Linked DNA regions of Homo sapiens: region 1 is linked to region 2. A link is a loop called in an ENCODE intact Hi-C map of the cell type or tissue named here. Cell type or tissue: dorsolateral prefrontal cortex. All regions are shown on one strand. Each heading gives the region's core, and the rest is flanking DNA. Links, peaks and the distances in the headings are about the cores only. Region 1 has its middle 51 kb from the start of ESRRG. Region 2 has its middle 200 kb from the start of ESRRG.

Region 1 (9,648 bases), core at 645-8,644, 150 kb before region 2:
ACTAAGGATAAGTCCACTTTTCAGGAATAGAAACAAAGAGAGCTACCAAACAAGGAAAACTGAGAAGTGAATTAGGGTAGGGCAAAAAGAGCAAGGGAAGCTAGGCAAGTGGGTGAAAGATAGATAGAAAATACCACAGACATTGAGAGAAGGAAGGAGAAGAAATGAGAAACAAAGGTCACCCAATTTGGCAATAGGAAAACCCTGGTGAGTCTTTTGGTGGGCTAATAACTGGAGTTCAAGGGTGCACATCACTTAGGAAATCTGGTGGTCTATAGAGGGGAAAAAAATAGGACTGATTCAAAAGTACCCTGTGATAGAGATGAGTTTAACTTTTTATAAACACACAGGAGACTTAAACATGTAAGAAAAGGAAGAGACCAGAGAGCTAGTTCCATTGTCCTGGATTCTTCTGCATTAATTAGCATTTATTAATTGTTTACTCTATAGATGTTTGCATCTCTTCACCAGTACATATTTCCAGCATGAGCCAAGGCCTTTTAGCATTGGGAGATAGATCAGATATTTCTTTTTGCTCTCCACCTAACATCAGATCAGAGTAGAAGATCGATATCTTTCATTGACCATATTTCTGCATATATATATTTCTCAGACATTCAATTTTTAATTGAAAGAAAAAAGGAGTAAATAATAATGATTATAACAATAAATAACAGGTTAAAATATTAAGCATAATACATGATACTTTACATGAATTATCTCATCTTTTTAAAAAACCACATTTTAAGCAACAACAAAAAATACTTGATTCATTGTTGGATTATATTTTGTACGTAACTATTCAACATTTCCTGCCCTTTTTTCAAAAGCTGATAGTAGATTCACTGTCAAGTCCCTACCACAATGACCTGTCTATCCGTTTATCTTTCCATCTATCCAACCATGCATCCACCTGCCCACCCATTCACCCATCCTTCCATTCATTCATTTATTCATTCATTCACTCATTCACTAATTCATCAAATATTCCTACTCCAAGCTAGGTATTGGATGAGATAAAACATCAGCCTTGATTCACCAATTCCACTTTTTGTCTTGTTTTTAAAGACAGGTTCTTGCTATGTTGCCCAGGCTGTCCTCAAACTCCTGGGCTCAAGGGATCCTCCTGCTCCAGCCTCCCAAGTAGCCAGGAGGCCATCATGCACTTCAATTCCACTTTTTAACAAATAATCTCAAAGGCACATTTCTTTGCCAAATGAACAAAACTATCATAATTCAATTAGTGGAAATTTTTAAAATAAATAACAGAAGAAAATGATACTTGCTTTTTATATTAGTTTTATTCATCTGCTAAAGATGCTCAATAATGCTTTAGCACAAATACACATATGCTTATAACAGTATGTAAAAAATTCAATTGGAAAATTAAAATTAGGCACATTTCTAATTTAATGCCTTATAATCTTTGCCATAGCATGTATGTACAGTTATCTAATAAGTAAAATATGTAGAACAAGGAAGAAGAACCTCGCCCTAAGGGAATTTATAATATATTCTAGTGTATTCTAATGGTGTGTGAAATATACATCTAAACTCAGAATTTGTCAAAATTTTGTAACTGGGAGATGCTGACAACTATGTCCAAATATGCATCTAAAAGATTCCTGCCATGGGAAAAAAGCCTTTATTTGATGATGCTCATATACTGTATTTAAAAGCTTCCTTATGTACTGCAAGAACAATTAATAGGCCTCTACCTAGAAATATTTTGAGGAAGCAATGTGGAACAGCACTGCTGTGTTTATTTACTGTACTGTGGTATTATTTTTCCTGTGATAGCATTAGAAATACAGGTGGTAAATTTAATTACAGTATTTTTATTTTTAAGTTTGTGGTGTTTTTTTTTTTTTTTTTTGAAAGACATAGCTAATGAGGTAAAAATTTAAATATCAAACCCCAAAGTGTGTGGTGAAAGTGACACTGCTGTAGTATATTATTCAGGGGCCTGAGTTCTGATCCTAGCTGTCTATGACCTGAGGTGAACATTTAACTTCTCATAGCCTCTGAGACAATCTGTTTATGAAGAGGAGATGGCATCAGCATAAACTGATGGGAGTTCTATAAAGGGGGCAGCTTCACACACTCAAATACCTACAGGATCCAGACAGGTACCCGACAGATTTAAGCAATACAGAGTAGAGGGATCCATGGTGAGCTGAAGAATGGAGGCCCCATCTAAATGCATTCACATTCAGATCTAACAAAACCACAGCTACACGTTGTTCACACCAATAGTAAAAGAAACAAGCGAAGCATACCTGCAGTCCTCATACAGCTGGCTGCAAAATCTGCATGGACTGTGAATTTCCAGTCCTAAAACGGTGGATCTATGATGCTGAGCTCCCAAAAGAACTCTGCTCTCTCTTTCTCTACTCTAACATCCCAGAATTCAGCAGCTCGGGTAGAAGCTGCACATGACAAGTTTGGGAAGATTCCTCAATTCCACAGCCTTTTAAAAACTTCTAGATGTATATCACTCTACCTTTAACCAATAGCTAGAGCACAATGTGAGAAAAACAATTGTGACACTAACATATGAACACTGATGTACCTAAGCTGCTTCTCTAACATAAGTTTTCAAGCTGTCAAAACATATTCTTTGTCATTCCTCAATACATGAGAACAGCATCATTAGCTTGAAAGGTGTATGTTATTTACCAGTGACCTACTTCAGAGAGAGTTAATCTTAGAAAACAATGGCATAGTGAGTTTTTTGTTTGTTTGTTTGTTTGTTTGTTTTTCACTTAACAACCCATTCTGGCTTTGGAACTAGATTCCCAAATAGCTTAGTGGATCTGACCCACTGTCAGATTACCCAAAGAGAGGCTAAGAAATGTACTTGGGCAGCTGCAAGTCAGGAGCACTAGCACATTTTTTTTTTTTTAATAAGCTGATATTTGGTGTTTCCAAAAGGAGAAAAAAAATCTTTGGGGGAAAAATCAGAACTTTATTGATTTCTTAAACTACCAGTTAGTTTGTTATTGTTTTTATTTGGAATTACCTCTAGATAGGAGATCAGGAGATGAGCATCCCTTTTAACGCTCAACATGGCTTCTAATGGTCTTAGTCTGCCCTTGATCTGACCATTCGGGTAGGCAGAGAAGTCAAACAAACAAATCAAGGCATGAAAGAAATCTTAACCAAAGAATCTCAATCAAGTAAAGGAAAAAACTGAACTTAAAATGTGTATGCCTTTCTGTAATATTCATAGTGAAAGATAGCGTAAATTGTGTTTGTTTTCAAGAGATTGGAATTAGAAAATTGGATAGCTTACCAAGCAGATAAGGGATTCACCATGGAATTCATGCATTTTGCACACAGATATAGCTTGCTTTTGGTTTAAAACTTCCACCAGAAATGCAATGATCCAATATAAGCAACATACAGTTTTCTTTACTTCATGGACTGCCTTGATGTAGATATGGTATCTTACTTAGGGAATTTATTTCTGCACCACTGATCCCACTGAAGATTACCGAACACCTTTGGGATCTTCCCACTTTTGAAAAAATTGTCAATTGTAGTCAACTATGAAAATGCTTTGTATAAGTGGTATTACATAGACTTAATAAGAGGGACAAAAAAGAAAATAAGAAGGTCTCAGGGCTTCAATAAATATCCAAAAGATAGAAAAACATTTACAAATCCCCAACACATGTTCTCTAAGGTCTTTCATGAAGAAAAAGGATAGAGCTATCTTTTATATAAGGGAAAATAGTCAGACTTGGATCTTTTGAGAAAGCAGCTGCAGATCAGCTTGTTTTGAGGCTACAACAGATAAGATGAACAGTGGGGAGTAAAAGGTATTAATAGGATCATGCACTTTTAGAAATGAGAAGGCCTTTATAAATCAGGCAGTACAGCCCCTGATGGGTTCCTTGTCATAGATAACATTCTAGTCACAATATGCCCAAGGACTGAATAGATTTTATATATAAGTACTAGATAATTATAATTTTATTATTAAAAATAGTAAAGTGGTTACTAATACCTTAGAGTATGATCTTTTGTTTATATACCACTGCATTTACTCTTCATAACAGTTCTATATAAAGAGCATTAACCACCATTTAAAGATGAATGCGTTCACAGCCATAGAGGCCACATAGCTTAGGAGTGGAAGAGCTAAGATTTGAACCCAAACATGGACTTCTTGATATCAAGACCACTGCACTAGCCTCAGTGCTTCCTTAGAGAGCTCGGTCAGAACTTGTCAGTGGTAATAGAACTGGTATTTTGGTAGCTCTCCCTGCCTCCTTACCTTCTGTAGAGGGAAGCCTGAGAAATCATTTAGGTTCCTTTCAAGGTGATGATTTAACCCATGTCATAAGTCTGCAGCAGGGGCCACAGTTTAGCCTGTATTAGAGTGCTGCTCATGTCATGGATGTGAAAGCACATGACGTTCCATTACGCAGTGCGGTGGGAGGTTATGAATTGCAAAAGCAACATGAAATTCTAAACTTCAGTCTCCTCTGTACATCAGTCATGCTGTGCTATCATCATGTTACTCTCTCATATTATCAATGAAAATCTTTCTTGCTCGACCCTCCAAAACTGTCTCTTCTCCCCCTTCAAATATACCACTGCGTACTTTCCTAAAGGCACTGTCATGTTTCAAAGCCATTGTTCATAAATAAAGACTTTGAAGTAAACAAAAAATCCTTATAACATATTAATGAAAAGGCTCAAATGTAGCACTAAATCCACACTCTGATTAAAAGCGTGTGAAAACTGTGACTGTGTACGAACAGAGTCTAAAAAGGAATATAGAAACAATTAATTAAGGTAATAAGACAGTAAGACAGTGAATAATTTCTTCTTTTTTTTTTTTTAAGACAGAATCTTGCTCTGTCAACCAGGCTGGAGTGCTGGAGTGCAGTGGCACGAGCACAGCTCACTGAAGCTTTGGACTCCCGGGCTTAAGCAATCCTCCCACCTCAGCCTCTTGAGTAGCTGGGACTACAGGTGCACACCAACATGCTCGGCTATTTTTTTTTTTTTTAATTTTTAGTAGAAACAAGGTCTCACTATATTGCTCAGGCTGGTCTAAAACTCCTGCACTCAAGTAATCCTCCCATCTCGGCCACCCCAAGTGCTAGGATTATAGGCGTGAGCCACCGTGCCCAGCCTCTTTTCTTAGTTTTTAATTGTTGAATATGATATGTGTATTGTAGTAAAAATGTGAACATAGCAATATCGCCCTATTTCCAGTTTGCCATTTGCCTTCTGTCACCTGTTGTTCATCTATTTATTGTATAACAAGAGGGTTTCCTGGGTTCTAAGATCGGCTTCTTCTTGGTTTTCCCATGCTTATTATAGGAATTCACTCATTTCGTCACTTTAATTATCTCCATAATCTTTATCTCTAGCTCTTGAGCTCTTCGACCATATAACAAGTGGCCTAATGTATGAAATGACGTGACTGTTCAATAAGCACCTCAAAAGTCATCATCTCCTCCCCAGAACCATTCCTTTTCCTGTGTTTCTCATGTTGGTGAACCACACCACTCTATTCCCAATTGCTCAACCCTGACAGCATGGAGTCTTTCCCACCTAAATAAAATGTCACATCTTTTTTTTTTTTTTTTTTTTTTTTTTTTTTTTTTTTTTTTTAGACAGCGTCTCACGCTGTCGCACAGGCTGGTCATCGCAGCCTTGACTTTCCAGACTCAGGTGATCCTCTCACTTCAGCCTCCCAAGTGGCTGGGACTATAGGTGTGCACCACCATGCCTAGCTATTTTATTTATTTATTTTTGTATTTTTTTGTAGAGATGATGCTTCACTATGTTGCCCAGGCTGGTCTTGAACTCCTGGGCTCAAGTAATCCGCCTTTCTTGGCCTCCCAAAGTGCTGGGGTTACAGATGTCAGCTACCGTGCCAAGCTATTTTTTTATACAATATCACCCCCAATTTATCACTCTTTTTTCTTTACCCATTGCCATTGTCTTAATTGAAGCTACTCTTTCCTCTCACCAACACCATTGCAAAAGGCTTCCTATAAGTGATTTCCAGTTTATAATCTCACCTTGATTCTCTCCAACAAAACCAGAGTGATCACTTTAAAATGGAGAGCTCTTCTTATCACTCCTCTATGTAAATCCCTATAATAGCTCCCTGTTACTTTTAGATTAAGGGCACAGTGCTTAACATGTTATACAAGGTGCTTTTTGGTCTGGCCTGAGCCTACATTTAGAATCCTTTCTCACTATCACCACTCCCTTCCCTACCAAGCTTATTAATAACAAACCATAATAATGATAATCTGTGGCTTGCAGTTCTCCCATAATACCCTGTCCTTTGCACATACGGCAACCACTCCCCACTCTACTCCCAACACACATTTTCCCTGACTTAACCTAGTGTCCTTCAGGACTTTTCCTCGCCTCAAAGGCTGACTTAGAGGCACCTGAGTTGCATCCCGAGGTGGTCCCAAGGATCCCAACCCTAGCCCTGTTCTAGCACTTACCACACTATCATAATCGCCTGTTCATGGGTCTGCATTCCTTCACTGGACTTCATACTCTCTGAGGGTTGGAACTATGTCTTATTCGCCATTGTGTCCATAGCATAGTTCCTAGTACAGTTAATTATGGAATAAAAAAATGCTAAATGGTTACATCTAAAGGTCAAGATCCATTCAAATATTACAGTATGTTGGCATGGACAACATTCCATAGAACCATCTTCAAATACATTGGTAGTAAGGGATTTTATGGAGTTCAGGAGGTAAAAGAATATTCCATGGCTTCCAAGACAATATCACAAGAGACAAGGACTAATCTCAAGACCCCCCAGTCCTGATCACATTAAAGAAGAAAGTAGTGATGGTCATGGAAGCCAGTGAAGGGTAGCACTGAGGCAACACTAGAAGTGTGGCCAGATGGGGACAGGGACAGAAGAGCCACACACCTTCACAACCATTGGGTATAGCATGTGCTAAGGAGAGGACCCAAGAAGTTGGAAGACAAACGAGGGCATCTCTAGGCATTTTTAACTGTAGGTTGGACTCCACACCTAGTCTTCTCTTAACCTTTTGAAGTGTATCTATCAGTGTTCTGGATTTATCCTACTCTCTTCCCAGTGAGGTACTACTGGCATGATCCATGGGAAGGGCATAATTCACAGATGGGGCTTGCCTACCCAGGCTGTAGTCAGCAGTGACATATTTTGTGACAGCTCTGTATAAAAGATGACGCTAACATAAATAAAATGCACTGTATATTATGGGGTAACAAAATTTAAAAGCACTACAGATCTACTCCTCCAGCAGTGAGGAGCCAAGATTTCAGTCTGTGAGAGATGGTGTTCCGAGGCAATGCTAAGAGTCTGCCTAGCAGCTCCTCCCATTCCCAACAGTGTCCCCGCAGTTGAGCTGTCAGCCAGCGCAACACGAAAACTCTCTCAACAAGAGCTAATGAAGAGCTGCCACAGATATTTATGATCTCATATCACACTTCCAGACTGCTGTTTCACTTTTTATTCCACTCATTTTGTTGAAGAGGTTTTTCTTTGTAATCTGTTACAGATCACTGAAAATGATGGATAAGAATCAGCAAGGGGTTGTGTAAGAACCACAGTGCTAGACTTAAATCTAAGTCTGAGTTTTGATTCAATCACTGAATAATTACATTCCTATTGGATACTCAGGGGAACTCAGTTTCCTAATCTTTAAAATGGGCATCTTGTCTTTTTCATTTCTATGGTCCCAACATCTAACACAATGTAATAGTCCTATTGTAAGTAATCCACATTCCTTTCTCTCTCTTTCTTATACACACACATAACACATACACATAAATTTGGCATTTACTTTTCTGAATGCAGGAATGTTTTCTTAAAAAGCTGATAAATTGTTTAACTTACATATCTTATCATGGAATGATACAAGTTCTCTCTATTCCATTATCTCTTCCATGCTGACTTATGAAGACAACCAGGCTTGCTATCAACAGTCAAACCTAGCCTTGCCACCTGCCTTCACCTACCTGGTACCTATCACTGCTAATGATCAGAAAAGCATCATGCTCAGATTAATTAAAGAGTAAGAATCTAGGAGTCATTTGAGTTATCTGGTCTCGGATCAATAGAAATTATAAAACAGACCAAACAGAGAAACCTGTTGAAGCTTGTATAGGTGAGCTTTCTTGGGAAGCAAGTTCTGAGATTTGTGTGCTGGGGGTGGGGTGTTATTAGAGAGTGCTCCTAAGAACTGAGTGGGGAGGGAAGTAGAAAACGGCAGAGGGAGGAGTTTAAGTGCAATGCAGTGGATCCCGCCAGGAGCTCCAAAGTTCAAATGCCTCTTCAGAGTTGTCCTTACTTGAGACAAGAGAGCTGGTCCTTTGTACCTCTACTTAGATCAGTCATTAGAGCCTTGGGAGAGGCATGGATAATTCCTGGGGAGGGACTCAACTGTGAACCATCACTTTTGGTAGCAGAGGGAATGAATTTCTTGGTCCTGGAAGAAGGTTTGAACAGCACACCACAGTATCCACTACAGAAGTGTTGTGTCGGGCCCTGACAGTCAGGGTCTATAGATCCCTGGGTCACTTGGCAGTCAAGCAGCAGTCTCTAATTACCTTTCTTGGCCCATCGCAGAGGTCAGAAGTGGGCTCCCTGTGACCCTGAAGTACTTCCTGACCAGGAAGTAGTCAACAGGCCCCAACAGACTATAGACACGCAGGAGGAGCCATACTTTTGGCTGAAATGTATTGTACACCCACTGCAAAATTGTACTACTTGATTAGAAATAGTAAGCCTTCCTCTACTTTTGAGAGCCATCCAGTTGGGATTCAACCTATGTGGAAGAAGTATCTAACTTCATTGTTCCGAAAGGAGGAAATACTAAGAAATGAAGCTCATTACTAACATCTGATAAACATACTGGAGATGAGACAGAAAGTAAGCTTTTGAAAAGAAACCTATCTATGCAACAGGTTCTCAGGGGAACACAGTGAATCAGCAATGTTAACCTGAAGCCATGGGCCTCTTCCTCAGTCACTCATCAACTCTGTTATGTCAATGCTGAAACAATGCCAGAATACAGAGCTGAACTGTAAAGATCCCTTCCTTAGTGGTTATTCATATTGTTTTCTATCTCTGTTATTATGTGGAGGCTTAAACTATATATATATATATATAATTATATATGTAAATATAAATATATATTTATATATATATAAAATAAATATATATATAATTATATAAATATATATTTATATTTATAAATATAAATATATATTTATATTTATAAATATAAATATATATTTATATTTATAAATATAAATATATATTTATATTTATAAACATTATATTTATATTTATAAACATTATATTTATAAATATAAATATATATTTATATTTATAAACATAAAATATTTATATTTATTTATAAAAATATGTATTTATATTTAAATAACTATAAATATTATAAAATAAATATTTATAAATTTATTTATAAAAATAAATATTTATAAATATAAATATAAATATATATTTATAAATATAAATATATATTTATATATAAATATATATTTATAAATATAAATATAAATATTTATATTTATATATATAATTATATATTATATATAAAATTTGTAAATGGCTAGGGCAATATCCTAATGCAGTCT
Region 2 (9,648 bases), core at 1,005-9,004:
CTAAGGATCATATTTGTCCATGGGGGCAAGTCATTCTTTTCATCAGGGTAGAAAAATACAAAGAAGGATATAGTGCTGGTTGCCTGTTCATTAACTAGGTAGAATTACTGCAGCAAGAAGGTTAATAATTACACAAGTAATTAACACTTCCTTCATTTTCATACTCTAATCCTATAGTTGCAGGATTTCAACTTTGGTCCCCGAGTCCGAAGGAAGATGAGAGCAGAATGGCAATGAATTGGATTGGCTTTGGAAAAGGAGCTGGGAAACAAGAAGATAGCCCTGGGTTTCTAACCACTTTCTAATGAACCACAACTGCAACACATGAACAATACCAGCAAGCACTTTAGTGTTTCCTGTGGGTTTTCTGTTGTTGTTAACAATTGCAAGTTTTTGTGGCAGCAAGAGCCATACTGTTGTGCGCCATACGGGTATTTGACACCCCAGTCTTCCCTAAGCCTCCACTCCTACCCTTTCACGCCTGCACACTGTATATTTGTTGTCACTGTTTATTAAAGATAACTATGCCCTAAGTCTTTATTTACTTCTGTTTATTGCTATTTTAACAAGAGTCACCAGAGAGCAGCTATGCTTCTGGTCCACTCGGGTTCTTTAATCACTGTTAGTAGGTAAAATCATCTGTGACAACTAATCCAAAAAGCAGATTATATTTATTTTGGCTACAGTGGCTTGCAATTCGTTAAAATCAACAAAGCCTTTTCATTAGCCCCCTGCTTATGTCCTAAAAACAGACATTTCAAGGGTCTCAAAGCGCTGAGCTACACATATGCAGCCAAGCTAATTCTGACAGATTCTCAGTGCCATTCTTAACACTAAATCTTATTAAACTAACAAACAAGAAACAGAACCCCTCTGCTTTCATACAAAGGCTTAATTAACATGCCTAAACTCCAAAATCAAAATCATAGCTGCAAAGCTCCCTGAATATGGAAACAAAACAAACACAGAGACTGTGTCATTCGTTAAGCAAGATTTACCAAAAATCGGGACTTTTCTGCATTTTTTTTTTCAAAAAAATAATGTGGGAAAGGATTAGAAATGAGAACCATGGTGCCTGTTACTCCATAGTTCTGCATGGGCATTCTAGCCTTCAAAAGCTGGGATTGTGATTAACTGGACTGTTGGTGGAGTCGGCAGATCCGAGCAGAGGATCAAGATCTTATTCCAGAGGTTGCCAGAGATTAGAAACAGTGGCAGCAGGTTTTAAGGACAGCATCATTCCATCAACATTCCATGCATCCGCTTTCTCCAACCCTCACTCCTACAACCACACTGCTGCATTTTTCAGGCATATTTCTTTTACTTGCCTGACCACCTGGCTGTCCAGTGTCACAATGAAGGGCCTCTTTAACACTGAATTGGATTTTCGGGTTCAGTGTCAGAAATGGGAGCGTTCCAGGAAAGATGCTCACGGCAGTGACTCAGCCATTACTGCACCACCAGGCAGTGGCCATAATTAATGAATGTATCAAAAGGTCTACTCAAGGAGCAAAGAAGGTAGACAATGATTTATGTTTACCTACGAAGAAGATTATTTAGCTTTGCAAGAGCTTTCAAAATGAGGGAGCCCAGAATTATTTAGAGATGGTGTGATACCTTTCCAAACCTGAAGAGAAATTCGAGGAGTGAGCAAGTGGATCCAGAAATGAAGGGCAGGGGGAGCAGACAGAGGAAGAGGTTTTCTCTCCCACATTTCCCCCTCCACAGCTCTGATTGGAAAGCTGCTATGATTTGTATATTTCCATGACTGCTACTGCAATGGAATTACTTGTTTGTCCCTCCAGCATAATCCTGAACATTGTCAAGGATGATTACCAGATGATACTTCACGCAAGTCTCTATCCTAACATGCAGATTTCCACTGGTTGAAAGGGGAGGCCAAAAGCAGCCCTCGAGAGCAATGGCTCACTTGGTTCTTAAATGCACATGTGACAAGCACATCAGGCTGCCTCCGAGACCAAAGGGTCCAATTCGCCTCCACAAGGGCCAGTGTCCAGCAGCCCCTTCAGCCAGGGCTTTGGCTTCTTCTGGTTCATTCCATAAGCAAAAGAGCTGTCTGTTAGAGCAGATAATAAAATCCAGCCTAGAAGGAAAATCCACATGCAAAGCCTCTCTCAAATCAGAGTTTTGTCCACAGGGAAAAGTGAGCCACATCTGATATAAAAGTTATCATTTTGCCTCTCCATAATTAAAACTATTGTTGCCATGGCAATCCAAAGAGTGTTGCAAATACAGGAAAGGCTCATGTCATGGCTTTTTGTTGTTATTGATAGAGTTTGCAGCTCCAGCCACGGTGTATTTATGACAGGGTGGAAATGTGACTTGGGCAAACAGGAAGCCGTAGCGGGTGAGGTGAGAAACTCTAAAACTTCATTATGTACCCAAGATACTCTTTTCAATTGTTCCTCAGCCCCTAGCCTGACTTACTCCATAGATAATAAAAGTATATGGTCTTTCTGATGCATATTTACATCTAGTAGCTCTCCCCAGCATACCCCAAAGCTTCCTGGTTTTCTTCTGTATCATCTGCTACTATTTACCCAAGAAGATTTCCAGGTCCTTGAAACAGGTCCCTTTTCTGAGCCACCTTATCAAGCAATAGGAACCACAGGCAGTTCTCCCGCAGGGAGACAAAGGTTTGGGGACTTAAACAGGATGGCTCAACAGGCTGCATGACTGTTGTTATAAAAACATGTTGGCCAAGTGTGGTGGCTCATGCCTGTAATCTCAGCACTTTGGGAGGCCGAGGCGGGCAGATCATGAGGCCAGGAGTTCAAGACCAGCCTGGCCAACATGGTGAAACCCCGTCTCTACTAAAAACACAAAAATTAGCTGGGCATGATGGTGTGCACCTGCAGTCCCAGCTACTTGGGAGGCTGAGGAAGGAAAATTGCCTGAACCCGGGAGGCGGAGGTTGCAGTGAGCTGAGATCACGCCACCACACTCCAGCCTGGGGGACAGAGCGAGACTCCGTCTCAAAAACAACAACAACAATAACAATGACAAACATGTTGAGACAAGCGAGACAGCAGCGGTTCCCGGAAGGAGTATTTCAATTTTATATCTTCTAAGGTTATTCTCAAATACAAGAGAAGAACATGCCCCTGAGGTTTTTCTGTTTTTGGGGGGACAGGGATTGGGTTTTTGTTTTTTTGGGGTGGGGGCGGAATGCTCCTTCTTTTCCTGGTTTATTCAAAGTGGGTCTGCTCGGCTGGGTGTGGTGGCTCACTCCTGTAATTCCAGCACTTTGGGAGGCCGAGGAGGAAGGATCGCCTGAGGTCAGGAGTTTGAGACCAGCCTGTCCAACATGGCAAAACCCTGTCTCTCCTAAAAATACAAAAATTAGCAGGCGTGGTGGTGTACTCCTGTAATCCCAGCTACTTGGGAGGCTGAGGCAGGAGAATCACTTGAACCCGGGGGGTGGAGGTTGCAGTGAGCCAACATCGCACCATGGCACTCCAGCCTGGGCAACAGAGCTAGACTCTGTCTCCAGAAAAAACCAAAGTGGGTCTGCTCTTCACAGTTCATGATCACCTCAGGAGAAAACAATCTGAGCGAGCATGAGAAAAAGGCCACACAAACAACTCCACAGCCCTCAGACAGCCCTGAAATCTGGTACAGATCTGCAAGCAAAACGCTGGGATGGATGGACCAGTGTTTTCCAGACTTGCCAGACCCAAAGGAGCACCTCGGGCACTTATTAGAACACAGATGCCAGGCCCCTGCCCTCGAGCTGCTGCTTCCGCAGATCTGCACACACCTGGGAAACACCAGATCAGATGAATTTGGCCAGGTGCTCTAAGGGACACACCACACTCTCATAACTGAGTAAAAAATTAAATCCAGAGCCAAAGAAACTGAGGAGACAGAGGACTTGTTCCCTGGCCTGTTCTGTGGGAACAGGTACTTCAGCTCAACCACTTTCCATCCCAGGAAAACTGATAACACCTATGAAAAAAAAAAAAAAAAAATCACTCCTGTTTCGTTCCTGTGACTCTTACACATGAAATGTGAATCCATGGAGTCCAAAGACCAAATGGTTTGGCAATATTTATTTGGCAGAGGAGCGAAGGGGAAAAAGTTACATTTAATTTTAAAATTTTATTTTTCAATGAAAAATAATAGGAGAGAAACTAGCCATTTAAAACTCTGGAAAATCAACTAGCTACTTTTTTTGTGGTCTGAGAGGGACATTGCACTTGCAGCCATAGAGATACAAAAAAAAGTATAATGTTTCACTTAATGCTGAGGACAGTAGCTCAAGATGTTGAAAGAAGCATATAATATTTCCCCTGGGGGATCTGAAGGTAGCAGTGTAGGTGACAAAAAAGCCTGGAAGATTGAGGTAGAGAAGGAAGCTTTCATCCGGTCAAATGAGTAGCCAGAGCGCCGGGTGGAATGCTGAATGCTGAATGCTGAATGCTGAATGCAGCATGCTGTCACTAAGCGAGCTCTCCCTGCACGAAGAATAGCCCAACAGAGCTCCAATTACTATATTTCATGGACACTCTGTCTCACTGGAATACAGCTTGTTGGGGGATTAGTGTCTAGAGAGAAATTCTCAAATAAACTTTTATTAAAAGACTAGATGCTTAGAAATGGCAACTGCTTCTTTTTAATTCTGAAAGCAATCCGAACCATAACTCAAGAGTTCTGCCGTCTGATAACTGAGTAAAATCCAATGCTGTTCCTGAAATTTTATAGACACTCCTCTCTTTCTAAGTACATGAATAGTGTATATACACTCTTCAAAGGCTCGATTTTTCTCTTTTGTAGCAAAATGGCAAGAGCCTATGGGAATGCGGTGCCTGGGGCAATGTTCCTTTTTGCTTAGAAGGGACCTGCCTGCTAATCACCTGCAAGTAATAATAGACTACAAGGGAGGGAGCCTGAAGACGGCCCCTCACCACCCTGAAGGGCAAGGGTTAAGTAGAAACAAAGGGAGGGAGGCGTTCTTGGCCTGAGGGAGCTCTGCAAAGTGACCAGTGAGAATATCCCCAAGGATGGATCCAAGGGGCTGAGGAGCAGCAGTTAAAGATCAGAGGCAACTTGAAATGGGCCAACGTGCTGAGCTTCTGAACTAGAAAGAAAAAGGATAATACTTCCAAAAGGCTAACACAATCTTAGGGCCAGCCATATCTTGGAAAGTGACTTGCTCTGCCTTTAGGCTGAGAGGTTGAGCTTGATGGCTAAGGCACGCCATAGGCCCCTCTCTGCAGGCTGAGAAATTTCCTTCAGGAATATGGCATTCTTTTACTCCAAGGCAGGACTGGTGCCATACTGGATGCTGGCACCGCGGGACGGGGCTCCCAGATCATGAAGGAGAGCACTAGCTTTGCATGGGATATGACGAAATCTGGCTATTCTTACTGGTGTACTTTAACCCAAGAGAACTTAGAGCAGACAATTCAAAGGGCATTAAAGGCTTAGAAAACTGTAGCTAAGAAGTTGTTAAGGGAAAAGAGTTTAATCCAGTTCCAATCTTTAACTTCGAAAGAATTCAGGCACATGAGGGATTTTCATGGGGTGAGTTTTAGTAATTCTTTTCCAGTTACTGAAAAGACAAAGAGAAGAAAAGGGCTCAAAATAGTCTAGTTAAAAAGAAGAAAGTCTTGACCATGAGGGATTGGAACCTAATGGTGACCGTGGAATCTCTTCCTTCATATTGTTGTTAATTATAGAATAGATATGCATCAATCTTGTGCTGAGGGCTCTCCCTGCATGAAATTTGTAGAATGGCTTTGAATTGATTGACTCTTCCTTCACCATTGAATTTTTCCCCTGTAAAATATCTGTGGGCAAACTCCCTTTTAGCCTCCACTTTTTCTCACCTCTTTTCCCCAGTGTCTCCTCTCAGAGGATGTCTCAGTTTTTTCTGCCCCTTCTAGCCATCCCACTCCTCCATTTCAATAACAAGGGAAGGTTAAAAAGAGGAGCATCTCTCAACCCCACTTCTCAATATTTACTATCATTAAGAAACTCACAGCATCCATCTTCATTGCCTTCTTCACGTCAAGACTGCCATGACCCATTGGGAACATCTCCTCTTCTTCCTGTCACAGCCTCCATGTTCGTGGACATTTTTTATGAGTTTCCTAAGCACATTGATGATTCTTCCATCTATCCTTTCCTTCCCTGATTAAATCCTCCAGCTGCATGCCACTGACCATCACCCAGGTTACTAGATTACATGGAGGATTATGTATTTTAGGATTTAAAACAATGGTCTCCTATGGAAACAATCCAAATATTAATCAACAAACAAATGGAAAAACAAAATGTGGTCGCTACATACAGTGAATATTATTAAGCCTTGGAAAAGATTAGGATTCTGATACATGCTACAGCCAGGATGAACCTTGAAGACACTACTCTGAGTGAAATAAGCCAGATACAAAAGGACAAACATTGTATGATTTTACGTATTTGAGGCACCCAGAGTAGTCAAATTCATAGAGACAGAAAGAATGGGGGATGCTAGGGATAGGAGGAGAGCGGAAATGGGAATTATTGTTGAATAGGTACAGAGTTTCAATTTGAGATGATGAAAAATATCTAGAGATGGATGATGAACAAGAATGGGAATGCACTTAATGCCACTGAACTGTATGTACACTTAGAAATGGCTAAAGTAGTTAATTTTCTCACCACAGTTAAAAAAAAATACTGGAAAAAAAACCACACTGGTCTCCCAAGTTTGAATGTGAATGTTCAAGTCACACCTGATTGTTTCAGAAGACACTTGTCAGGCTCTGTTAACAATTGGTGGTAAAAGTTGGTCACTCAAATTTCTTCCTTCCTTGCTTCCTTCCTTCCTTCCTTCCTTCCCTCTTTCCCTTAAGAAATATTTATTGTGCAACTACTCTGTGACAAGTACAATACTAAAAGATGTGACTCAATAGAATTCACAACCCAGAAGAGAAAAGGGGCCATCAAAAAGGCAATACATCTCCCATCAAATTTTAAACATAGGAAATGAATGCTTGGAAACATATAATGAAGACTTCACCCAGTGCGTGTGTGGAGGGGAGCTGGGAGAGGGAGTGCTTGAAGAAATGTTTTTAAGCTGAGACCTGGAATTTGAATAAGAGTTGGGCAAAAAAACAAGGAGTATGTAGAAGAACATTCCAGACAGAGAGAATGGCATTTGAAATGAAAAAGAATGCAAGGCTTAGTGCATCACAGGTGGTTTGGCTTTGCAGGAGTTTAGGAAAGCAGAGAAGTACGTGATGAGGCCTGAAAGGTGGGCAGAGTGCAGACCACAGGGGGCCTAGGAGATGGCATTAAGACTTTTAGACTTTTTGTCCTAAATGCCAAATGAGAATATTGGACCAGACCCCCCAGGTCTCTTCCTCCTTTATGATGCTATTCAACTATAAAATGCTACATCTGTGATCCCTTTCCAAGCACAACTGCCATGCCAGTCCTGCCATCAACCTCCCCATGTTCTCATAGAAACCGTACCTGATTTCCAGCCCTCAGGAAACCCCCTAACACCCATACTGTATCACTCTTACCTTATCTAAGTTATTAGTCACCACCTGATTTCATTGGACATCCTTCCTCTCTGAGTCCAGGAGAGACCCCTCACCACTGTCCTCACCTCATGGACATTCTGCCAAGTTTAATATGTCATCTTCCTTTCTGACTCACATCCCCTTTGAAGAACCTTTCTCTGACTCACTTCTCCCTTTTCTCACACATCCTTATTTTTCTCTTGCATCTTTAATCTCCCTTCTAACCTCCTTCCTTCTGCTTCAGATATTCTGGGTCTCTTCTATATCCATATTGCTTTTTGGTTCTCAAGTGCAAAGGAAGATGTGAACATGGCTCATTACCAATTCATTCTATTTAACTTCAACTTTGCCCTCCCCCATGAATACCAGGTGATCCATTTATTCATCCCCTGAGCATTCCCCAGCTCACTTCCTTCTGAGGTTTATTTAGAATTACTCTCTCCTCAAGCTTCAACCCCCCATTTTCAGACTGACTTTACATTCTATTTATTCTGTGGGCGTCCTCTCTGCCCTTGCCTCTGCTGCCCATGGGTCTGTTTCTAGAGATAAGTTTAGTCTTCTAGTCTTTGTCAGGGTGGATGAGACTTCACTGTGTTAAAGACCTGGAAACTGCAAAGACGTATAAGACATAGTTCTTGTCCTTCCAGAAATTTCAATCTAGTTAAGAACCTGTAGAAATACAGTACTATAATACATTGTTGTTTCAGCATGAGTCTTAAATAGTACTGACAGACACTTCAACATCCAGATTTCTTCTAGCTCAAGGAGTCAGGAAAGGCTGCAGGAAGGAGGTGACATTTAAGCTGAGCCTTGAAAGATAAATGGGACTCCAGTTAGCTTGTCAAAGAGTAATGGAGAAGGCCCCAAAAAGAAGGAACTGCAAATGGGAAGCATTGCCTGTAGAACACACAAGGTTCCACAATGATTACGATTTTTAAAGTGAAGAAGAGCAACTAGAAGTGGGTGATGGGATAATGCTGTGGAGAGCTTAACTGCCCAATGAGGACAGATCTCACCAGAGATAATGGGAACTCATGTGATTTTTGTAAGGAAAGCTGGCATGTTAAGCGATATTATTCTAGTGTGGCTGATGTGGGACTTGGAAGTTGAGAGGCTAATGGCCAAGTTCAGTGAAGGGGCACCTGTCACTGTCTGGTCCCAAAGCATCTAGGAGAAGGTACATGGATATTAAAGATGACATGCACGTTTCTCCTAATTCTCATATGAGGATCCTTGTCCCTTGTCCATCCCTAATCATTTTGGGGGAAGGTATTCCTTACCCTTATTGACTTATTATTTCATTTTTTCTAACCTCACCTTCAGAACTTTCTTTGTCTTCAGCTTAAAATACCTTTCTCTGGCCTACCCTTTGTGTAAAATAAGAGAAATTCAGGAAAATAATTCTCCCTTCCTATGAAAAATGTTTTCCCTTGACCCACACTGAGAAACTGCTCCTTCCTTATTCTGGAAAATGGACTCTGTCTTCCCAAAGTTTTCCAGCTCCCTGACTTGCTCTTTCCTTCCCCTGGAAATCTTCCCACCCCTGCTGCCTCAGCCTTAGAGGTTCAGCTGGGATGTTGCTCTCAGGAGGACCAGCTGCACCCCGCCTCCCAACTGGCCCAATTGGCCCAGGTGCCCTCCTCAGGGTTCTCCTGGGACTCTGAACACCCTTGGTTACTGCACTGATCACACAAAGCAGAAATCCCTGTGCTCTGCAGTCATCTCTCCAACTTGTCTATGAGCTGTGGGAAGCAGGGATCATGTTGAAAAGACATACAAAATATTTAGAATAAAAAGATTATTTTTCTTTCTTTCAGAGGAGAAGCCAATCTAATCAAGACAGAAAAATGAGAAACCACAAAAAAAAAAAAAAACACAAAATAAATACATTTGACTTCTTTTCTATCATGAAAGATAATTCAAACCAAAATTAAAAGGTGAAAATAAGGCCAGGTGCGGTGGCTCACGCCTGTAATCCCAGCACTTTGGGAGGCCGAGGCAGGCAGATCATGAGGTCAGGAGTTCAAGACCAGCCTGGCCAACATGGTGAAACGTGGTCTCTACTAAAAATATAAAAATCAGCCGGACATGGTGGCGTGCACCTGTAATC

The links. Hi-C counts contacts between places; a loop is a spot of excess contacts. Peaks named below come from ENCODE experiments on the same cell type or tissue, not always from the same donor. Only the 100,000 strongest peaks of a DNase experiment are listed, where the experiment ranks them.
Region 1: a loop joins it to region 2, with 2.0 times the contacts of the local background. A loop is called at or near these places in 1 of 110 quality-filtered maps.

Annotation. Positions count from the first base shown.
Region 1 is chr1:216,769,959-216,779,606 of GRCh38, forward strand. It overlaps a transcript of ESRRG not described here. Among named protein-coding and RNA genes, the nearest start is that of ESRRG, 51 kb to the left of the region's middle. In dorsolateral prefrontal cortex, for the core only: no CTCF peak of the experiment used is centred there; no DNase peak of the experiment used is centred there.
Region 2 is chr1:216,922,439-216,932,086 of GRCh38, forward strand. It overlaps a transcript of ESRRG not described here. Among named protein-coding and RNA genes, the nearest start is that of ESRRG, 200 kb to the left of the region's middle. In dorsolateral prefrontal cortex, for the core only: no CTCF peak of the experiment used is centred there; a DNase peak (open chromatin) is centred at 4,452; H3K4me3 peaks cover 771 bases; H3K27ac peaks cover 319 bases.